Linked DNA regions of Homo sapiens: region 1 is linked to region 2. A link is an interaction called in ENCODE POLR2A ChIA-PET data of the cell type or tissue named here. Cell type or tissue: A673. All regions are shown on one strand. Region 1 overlaps NCOA1 (nuclear receptor coactivator 1). Region 2 overlaps NCOA1 (nuclear receptor coactivator 1).

Evidence for each region. ChIA-PET counts read pairs that join two places held together with the same protein. Peaks named below come from ENCODE experiments on the same cell type or tissue, not always from the same donor. Only the 100,000 strongest peaks of a DNase experiment are listed, where the experiment ranks them.
Region 1: POLR2A ChIA-PET joins it to region 2 with 8 read pairs; 3 of 35 experiments call an interaction of 5 or more read pairs at or near these places.

The regions. Positions count from the first base shown.
Region 1 is chr2:24,740,154-24,745,153 of GRCh38, reverse strand. NCOA1 (nuclear receptor coactivator 1) reads right to left here. Exons shown (of 23, transcript NM_003743.5): 19 at 2,968-3,370. Among named protein-coding and RNA genes, the nearest start is that of PTRHD1, 51 kb to the left of the region's middle. In A673, no CTCF peak of the experiment used is centred here; no DNase peak of the experiment used is centred here.
Region 2 is chr2:24,591,605-24,596,604 of GRCh38, reverse strand. The region is part of intron 3 of NCOA1 (nuclear receptor coactivator 1); the gene reads right to left. Among named protein-coding and RNA genes, the nearest start is that of NCOA1, 100 kb to the right of the region's middle. In A673, no CTCF peak of the experiment used is centred here; DNase peaks (open chromatin) are centred at 2,114, 2,524 and 3,964; H3K27ac peaks cover 1,351 bases.

The sequences.
Region 1 (5,000 bases), 150 kb before region 2:
AAAGAAAACAATTTCTAAAGTCTGATTCTGTTCTTTTACACTCATTATCATAGCATGGTAGTCTAGAAAAGTTTCTTGTTTTCAGAAATACCAGAAAACTTACTCTGCCATTACTATGACTTTCATGTTCCTTCATTTACTTTGGGCCTACATTAAGTGGAAAGAGGCTAAGGCAAAGGATATAAAGCAAAGCTAATGCAGTTATCCGTTGGTTTTACTGTCATCACTTAACACAGAAATCAGCAAGCTTCTTCTGCAAAGGGCCAGATAATACATGTTTTCAGTTTTGTAGGCCATAAAGTTTCTTTAACTACTCAACTCTTCTATATGAAACCAGCCATAGATAATACATAAAGCAGTAAGTATGGCTGTGTTCCATTAAAACTTTATTTACCAAAACAACTGGGCTGGATTATGGACCTTAATTTGTCAAACCTGGAAACATGTTGGAACACATATATTTTGGTACTTTTGTATGGCCGATTTCTTAGGAATAGAAGCATAAAACCAACAAAGGCCAAAGAGCCTTTTTATCTGGATTTCCTTAAGCCACAATAAACTGTTTTTGTTTTGAAAAGGCTGGAACTTTTCCAGAACTTCATTTTGTGCCAACACAAAACCTGGTCCTCTACCAGACTGCTGATCAATTTGGAGCAAGTTTATAATTAAGAGTGGTGACAGAAATTAAAAACATTGCATCTTTAAACATTCTTACTCTGTCCAGAAAAGTTAAACATTTTTCCAGTATTATTTTGAAGCAGTCCATGGAAGAACTGACAGCCCTGCCATTTCATTTCAGTTTGCAACTGGATGAAACCACTGTTCTCTTCAATGCACTCAGCATTTGGGTTTTGTTTGTAGTATGAATGCTGACTTTATAAAAAGCAAATTCTTATTTTGTGAAAATATTTTTGTCAATCAGAAGTTGGTCTGGAAGAAAAACCCAGGCACCAGATACTCATGATAGGTGGCAACACATCTTTCCCATTATGGTACGGGGAAAGAGGAAGCTCCACCCACTCCATTATTTCAGCTCACTTTGTTCTATGCTGACACAACTCAGATCAAAAGGCTAGACCCAGAACTGTGAAAGAAACTTGTCAATTTCATGAGAACCGGGGCACTGAAGGACCGCCTTTCCAGGTGGCTTTGTCAAGGAATGAAAGCAGAATATAAAGTTCTCCTTTCTTGACTTTCCAGAGGAAACTTAAAAGTACATGCCTGAAAATGGACAGAAATACTATTTCTATTTTTTAATAGAAAAAATCCTTAGAATAATTTCATGAGGAATTTATTAATGTTTGGCTTACTTCTAGTTAGCTTTTTCCCCTAATGCATGAGATAAATCTTTTGATTTAGGGCTCTGCAATTAATATTATGAATGCTGCTAAAAACCCATTTGCTGTTTTAGTCAGGTTGTCATTTTGGAGGAGGAATGGGGATGCAGATGACTACACAAGTCTTCTAATGTTGGAGGAAGTACTTCCACAGGCTAAAGTGAAAAAGCTTTGTCAAATTCTCTGCATACAGAAATTGTAAGACACATGGAAATAAAACTCTTTTGAAGGCCATACTCTTGTTCAGGCAACCATATAATTAAAATATGGATTTATAATCCTTTTCTCGCCCACACAGATAGTGTCACTGATATAAACCAGCCAAAGATGACTTCATTGTCTTGAGGACAAAGAAACTGATGTGGCATAATTTTGATTAAAATCTCTTTAGAGTTCTGGTGCTCTCTGGCACAAGTCTTTAGATACTTAATTTGATAGTCAAAGGATTTTAGTATTTGCTACCATCAGAATGGAAACTCTAAATTGATTTGGCTGTCAAAACTGATAAGCATACTGCCATGTCAAAAATCTCTGTATAACTTTGACATTTTATTCAAGTCAAACAGCAGCTTTCTCATTGAAATTCATTTTTAAGCAGCCTTAAAATTTACCTCTTTTCTTTCATTTATATAATCAAGGGATTTATTTCAATTATTTTTCAGGAATTGACAATTAATTTTGCATAAAAGTTTGATTAAACAGAGTAGACTAATCAGATGTTCATCACTGCCACTACCTATCAGAACCTGAAAGTGACAGAAAAGAAATAAGAAAAGATATTATCACCCAGGACAAAGAGAATGGAAGACAGTGCCAAAGAAAGACTAAAAAAGAAAAAAGCTTTTGGAAGCCAGAAAGTTGACTGACATTGGAGAGGAAGCTGCAACAGCAGCAGCTGAGAGTGATGACACCAATGAGTAGTCTGAGATACTCTGTGGAGATAAATTATTCTTATGCAAACTGGCAAAAACAAAATCTCCCACACAATGAAAAAACTACATGCGAATTTTGAATTAATGTACTAAAATCCATTGTGTGGGGAAGACTTTCATTGAATTCTCATAGAGATCAATGAGAAAAATTAAAAAATAAGAGAATGGGCCGGGTATGGTGGCTCACCTGAGGTCAGGAGTTCAAGACCAGTGTGAGCAACATGGTGAAACCCTGTCTCTACAAAAAAAAAAAAACAAAAATTAGCTGGGCACGGTGGCACATGCCTGTAATCCTAGCTACTCGGGAGGCTGAGGCAGGAGAATCGCTTAAGCCCAGGAGGTGGAGGATGCAGTGAGCTGAGATTGCACCATTGCACTCCCAGCCTGGACAACAGAGCGAGACTGCATCTAACAAAAAAGAAAAAAAAAAGGGGGAACGTACTTTGCATACAAAATGCTCAAAAGGTCCTTACAGATCCTCTAATTCAATCATCTCAGCTAAAAAAGGGAGATAAGCCTCAAACCAGTCAACCATTTAGTGTCAAAAGCTGAGTCTGAATCCTGGGTCTCCAGACTCCCACGTCAGTGTCTTTCCTCTTCCACACACTATTTTAATGTCCAAGCACAGACATAAAGATGGAGAGAGACCTAAGCCTGTATGGATTACTTAGAACAACATAAAGTTGTGACCTTCCTACCTGCTCCTGGATACTGGAAGACATTCTGCTGCATCTGAGGATTGATTCCAGTGCCAAACTGTCCTCCTATGTTTCCTGTCATGCCTCTGCTCACCATGCTGTTGCGGTTGGCCAAGGATGCTTCAGGATTTGCTGCTAGTTGTGAAAACGGGCTGGTAGAAGCAGGTGGGGTTCCTGGATTTGTACCATAGTTTGGTGGATAGGGGAATTGCTGTGGAGCACCCTGAGGAAGACGGGGGTTCCCCATTTGAACTGGTAGTCCAGATGAGGGAGGGAGGTTGTTCCCAAAGCTTTGCTGCCTCATAAGCATGGCTCTTTGCTGCTGTATTAGCTGCCTCTGTCGGTGCTGTTGACTGTACAGTTCCCGCTGACGTTGTGCCAACATTTGAGCATTCAGGGGTGGCTGAAAAGCAGGAAAAAACTCACTTACTAAAATTATTATAATCACTATCTATCCTGGAAAGTTCATTGGATTAAGGCCTACTTGCTTGGGGCAATAAAGTACATAGCAATTATCACTGTACAAGGGAAACTAAAACAGAAAAGGAACAAAAACCTCTTAAGTAACAATCACAGGAGAAAAAATGAATTAAGTATATTTTACAGATTAAAAGTAGTCAAGAAATGCTAAACAATATCTGACCATTATAAATGAGAACGCAAATTCTCAATGAAAAGTCACACAGAACTGAAAAATTCAAAGAAAGTATGTATTGATTAGTATTATAATATTGGCCATGAACATTGTTAAGAGAAACATGAAGACCATAAGGAAGTGAAAGAAAATGTGCTTGATGACTTCTGTCCTATCCTTCATTAGATCATTAGAAGACTTTTTCAATTCCAAAAAATTTACTGTGTTTCTGGTAAAGAGAAACTTAGTTTTTCCACTTTTCTCACTGAGAACATTATCCCAGTTTATTTAAATGAATAACATGTGATTATAGGTGATTTTAATTTTCATTATACTTTTCTATATTTACCAAATTATTACGATGAACATGTACTACCTTTACAATTAGAAAAAACCTACAAATACCATTAAAAAAGGAAGATTCTGAAATCTAGGATCCAATGCCTAAGAAATTATCACTTAAAAAGAAAATAAGTAGAAATAAAATAGTAAAAAGAAATAAATGGAAACAGCTATTTTGTATTATTATTGGAGTTTCAGATTATTCCAGGCATTAGTGTAAGTGGTTTCAGTTATAATATTATGGATGAGGAAAGAAGTGGTCAAATTAGCTTAAAATCATTTTTTCAATGTAACATGGCATATCAATAAAGCCTTCTTCAGAAAATGTCAATTCAGATTGAGAATCTGGTTAAAGCATACAGCTCTTGCCAACTACATATAGTCTAATCTAGAAGAAACTATGAAATAAGACTTTCTGATAGGAATTATCTTTATGTGAATCCAAAAGTGGGGTCTTGTTTCCTTACAACCTAATTACTCCTGAATTAGCTAGCACTAAGATTTATAATTTGTAAGACAGAGAAACTGAAATCTGGATCCATGAAGATGTCAATATCTGCTGCTTACCAACAACTTCAGTCAATACAGTCATGTGATGCATAAAGACATTTCAGCAATAAGACATTTTAGTAATAAGACATTTCAGTTGCACACAATGGACCAAATTCGGTGGTCCCATAAGATTATAATACTACAGTATTTTACTGTACCTCTTCCACGTTTAGGTATGTTTTGATATACAAATACCATAACAATTGTCTACAGTATTCAGTAGAGTAACATGCAGTACAGGTTTATAGCCTAGGAGCAATAGGCTATACACATAGCCAGGATGCTAAGTAGGCTATACCATGTAGGTTTGTGTAAATACACTCTATGACCTTTGCACAATTATGAAGTTGCCTAATAACACATTTTTCAGAACATATCCCTGTCTTTAAGTCATGCATGGCTGTATTTATCTCTTTAATAATACAGGTGCTGGCTTTATTTGCTCCTAATCCATCTAGTTCCATATTGTGGAGAGGAAAAGAGTATTGTTTAAATCCTCTCTAAA
Region 2 (5,000 bases):
CATAACCTCTAAATTAAAACATTTAAAAAATCACTAACTTAAGCCCGACAGTCAAATCTTTATCAAATAGTACAAAATGGTAAATAAAACAAAGATTTTTTTTGGGCTTTGGTCCTATATTTAAATTAGGAGATTTCTTTAATTCCTAGTAGTCTGAGAATTTCATAACTCTGTGAGACTACTACGCTAAGGACTATTTTGTAAGAACTGCTGTCAGTATTACTGTATGGCATTTTATTCTTCAGGTTAAGTAATCAGAAAAACATTTCCCAATATTAACCAAACCGATATTATTAAATGAACACAGTACTATAATTTTCCACAAGTATTCTATAAGATAAATTTGCTTTGCTTTCTAGAATCACTTAATCACAGAATCTTGGTGTAGCCAGCCTCCATTTTTACAGATGCCACAAGTTGTGATCTACCCAATGATACTGTAGTTTAATCCTTGTCAAATTAGCAGGGGACACAATGGGGCTCTTTTGGTATCCCAAAACCAGTAAAACCTACATCTCCATAAGCAGGCACACAATAAATCTTTGTTAAATGAATAAATGAAATGCTCACAGGTCTGAGATTCTTATAGTCTGAAATCTCATGATCTCACTCCTGAAAGTCTACCTCAACACAGATGCTGTCAAAGACAGATTTTCCTCTGCAACTACAGGGGCTTCCATATACAGTGTAAGAACATACACCATATACAGCAAAGAGATGACACAGTATCACATTAACACTTCATGAAATAATTGAGGCAAATTATCGGAGATCTCTATTGTGCCCATAAAAGCTTTGTATTCAAATACTAATACCTGCTTGCCTAGTTGAGAGCTCCATAACCTCTATGCAGAGGCTGCAAGGCTAAAAAGGCCCTAAAAAACAATTAGGACACCAAAAACAATTAGGACACCAATTAGGACGCCTCATTGTGTCCCCTGCTAATTTGACAAAGATTAAACTACAATATCATTGGGTAAATCACAACTTGTGGCATCTGTAAAAATGGAGGCTGGCTACACCAAGATTCTATAATTAAGTGATTCTAGAAAGCAAAGCAATTTTACCTTAAATATTCTTTTGGAAAGTATGATACTTCAGAGGTCCTATAAAAATAGTTTTTAACCTTGTTTAGGTGATGGAAAGCGTCAAGACTCCAATAAAGCTACAGATATTTCATCTCAAAAGAATTCCCACATGGATAAAACTTTATATATAATATCAGATTTAATGAGCCTCTGAAGTGGTCCATGAAACTCATGTAAGAAACTTCTGTTTTGTAAATTTAAATAGAATTCAATACATTGGAGGTGTGCTAGTAAGTTTGAAAACAAAGCAGTACTTTCTACCTGATTCTTTTGATTTTTAAAAAACAAGTTATATTTATTTTAAATTTCAGACAATAGCAAAGATGAAGAGGTGATTTTACAACTATCAAATAGAAACATGGTTTTGAAGAACTGAAAAATATTAACTTAGATAATTGAACTGTGCTGGTAAATCAGAGTTCCAGATAAGTGACAATCAAACCATTATTATTACATAAATATCAATCCCAATTCTAATAAAACTATAAGAAAAATATTTATTTAGAATTCCGAAGTTAAACAAACATTTGGCCCATTTAATTTTCTTCAATGAGACAATCCATTTAAAGATAAGACTTTAATAAAAACACAAAACTAAGTATAAGCAATTGCATTACTATAATAGCTTAAATTTCTGAAAGATTAAACATCAATCATGTATTTTAAAAGTGAAACAGTCTCATCGCATCCTAATTTATAATTAAGATTGGTTAAGTATGTTGAACTACAACATTAATTTGTTCAGTATTTGTATTTCTAAGGATAAAATTTAAAATGCTTTCAACTGTATCAGGAAAGAAAGCTGAGAGGGCTGACTTATCATAGAGAAGGAAAGAAGTAACAATTACACAATTCTTTAGAGGTTAATTAAAAGTAGGCAAGTAATACCGATGTTAAGGATTTTATAAACCATCTGCACAACAAACCAAAAGCATGCTAATATCTGCTCTTGTAGTTTAGTTTCTGATGTACATCTTTTGTGCAAATTTCTCCTAGGATTTCTCTTGTCTAAAGAGTGTCCCCAGGGAACCAGCAAGAAGAAATTCTGTGATTATGTTCTGATGCAATAAAGGCAAAGACCTTTCTAATCCTGAATTTGAGAAAAATAATGACTCTGCCCCAATTGTGACAGCAATACCCCCATCAGGAACATGAAAATAAAATGGCTATAATTTCTGGTATATTCCTTTTGTCTTTTCAGTTGAACGATACCTAATTTTCTTAAAGTTTTTTTCAGTAAGTTACGAAATCATAATCGTATGTTTTATTATAAATTACAAATTACCATTTATTGAATTCACAAAAGGAAAACATTTAAATAAGCTTATGTAACATGTTTACAGCAACATGAATTCTGGATTCTTCAATGTTCCACTTATAAATTATTATACTTAGGAACTGTGAATCTAGTACCGTGTTTACTTGAATAATTGTACATTTCCTTCACATAAATTACACTGTGAAAGGGATCAGGAAATGAGGCAAATATCAGGATCTTAGTCCACAGTAATCTTTATAATTACAATTTATCTTCTGGATCCTTATTTCTGTTTATCAAAGAATGGTACACTTCCTAAAAATTGCAAAGATAATCAGTAGCAGAGTTAAGTTAGAAGAATCTAGATTTAATGCTTCTCTTCTCTTCAGCTGTTTTAGTTTTCTAAGAAAGGCTACTTAAAGCTAAAGATACATATTGGGTGAGGCCTTATAGGGCAGACTTCATATGTGAATACCTGTACGCATGACAACAGGAATTCAAAGAACCAGGGTTTTACTCCCAAAACTTGCCACTAACCTGCTTTTGTGACACCAGGCATATAACTTGTAAGGGACTTAGTTTTTGCCACCTGTAAAATAAGGATGTTGAAACGTGATCTCCAAGGTCATTTCCAATTAAGATGCTTGTGTAAGTCCACATTTATGTAAGTATACGAATAACAGAATTACAGTAAAACCATGTGAGAGTATGGACATAGGTATACATGTAGGAAGGACAAAGAAATGTGTAAAAAAAAATAAACATTCAATGTTTACATTTGGAGTTTCCTTTCACAGGCAGGGTTTAGACTTTCGATAAAGAAAGGCCCAGAAGACCCACTACTCTCATCCAAATTCCCATCATGCTCCTTTTATGCCACAGCTATACTAATATCCACAAGCAGTATAACCTAAGAGTGTGCTTTCCCCACAATATAACCATTCTCATATCCAGTCCAGGGTAGACTGATCCAGTCTATCTCAATGAGGGTTGGCAAGCTTTTCTGTAAAGAGTTTAATAAATATAGGTTTCCTTTCCCTTCTCAATAGTGCCATCCGTCAAGACAGTGCTTGCTGCCAACGCTGACTTCTAACAAATTACTTACTCTGGCCCTCTGACAAGAGCCAGTCCTTGACTCTTCTTGATCCTGACAAATAAACTCCTGGTACCACTGTATCAAGTTTTTATTGCTACTTAACTCCTTTTTCCCTCATTAATTCAAAGCTACAACTTCACGACTTCATCCATCTTGAACCCCAAATGTCAGTATTACTATCACTCACCATTGGCCCAGAAAGATGGTAAGAAAATAGAAACAAAAAAAGAAGGGGACAGAGACAGGGTAGGTTCAGGTGAAGGACAGGTGAATGGTAGTATTACCTCCCTTTTCTAGACTCTAAAAAGGAACCAGGTACTACGTTACTGTTAATTTAAATTAAAATGTCTACTTCAGTGGGAACAGAGAACATTTCACTTTATGCAAAGTGCTCCCTAATGAAAGAATTGTTATAACAGGGGGGAAAAAAACCTCAGTAAGCTTTTTTATTATGCTTTTATCTAGATCACTCTGCTTCCAGCTGTGAAACTGACTGATGTTGTTAAAGCTCCCAAGGAGCCTCTACAAGAAACCATGGTTACTGGTTCAAAACAGTATCAAAAAAAAAAAAAAAAAAAAAAAAATTAGGAGGGGATAGCAATTTGAAGAGAAAAACACTTTTCTTAAATTTCATCAAATGAAGCTACAGCAACAAGGAGTAGGTTGATGGCTGGGCAAAGGCTTCAAGATGATAACTTCTCTATGAGCCGTCAAGGTGCTTGATCTCTCAGCCCAGAAGGCCCAGCACCTCAAGGGATCATTTTACCTTGCCCAAGAGTGATCCCCCAAAGCTAATTTAGTTATTTACTATGGACAATATCTTATAAACTCAAATAATATTCTCTTCACAAGGTCACTGAGTTTGCTTTACACAGAAGCTTACTTGGAAAAAAATTAAGAGCACAAGGTTGCTTAATAAGTATATGAATCTGAGCCTAACGGTACCTATTGTTTTAATATAAAGCTGCCTAAGTCATTCTTACCAATCTTTTTCAAAAAGTTTTCATCAAATGCTCGTCTTTTCAAACCCCTTAGCGACGTTTTCAGTTATTAAATAATTCATTCCTTTCACATTTGAGAACCTATCATGTTTCAGGCACTGTATGAGACACTGGATATATCACAATAAAGAAAACAGCTTTTATGGAGCTTATAAACTAATGGAGAAAAGAGACATTAAATACATGATTGCAAATTGTGTTAATGTGCTAGGAAGAAAAAAATAAAAGGTATTTACTGGGATTTCAAGAAAACTTTTTTTTAATTTTTAAAGAGATCAAATCCCCACAGCTATTGATGGTGGGTAATGGATACATAGAAATGGTGATGGATTCATCATACTCTCTACTTTTGTATATATTTATAAATTCTTAAAATAAAAATTTAAAAATGAGAGAAACAGGAAGAGACCTGAAAGATAAGTAGGTGTTAAAGAAGCAAAGCATGTCAGAGAAGAGTGTTCTCTAGGCCAATAGAAGAGTAGATGCATCAATTCAGAGAACTGGGGAGCTTGGCATATTAGAGGGATTGAAGGAAAGACTAAAAGATAGCCTGGCCT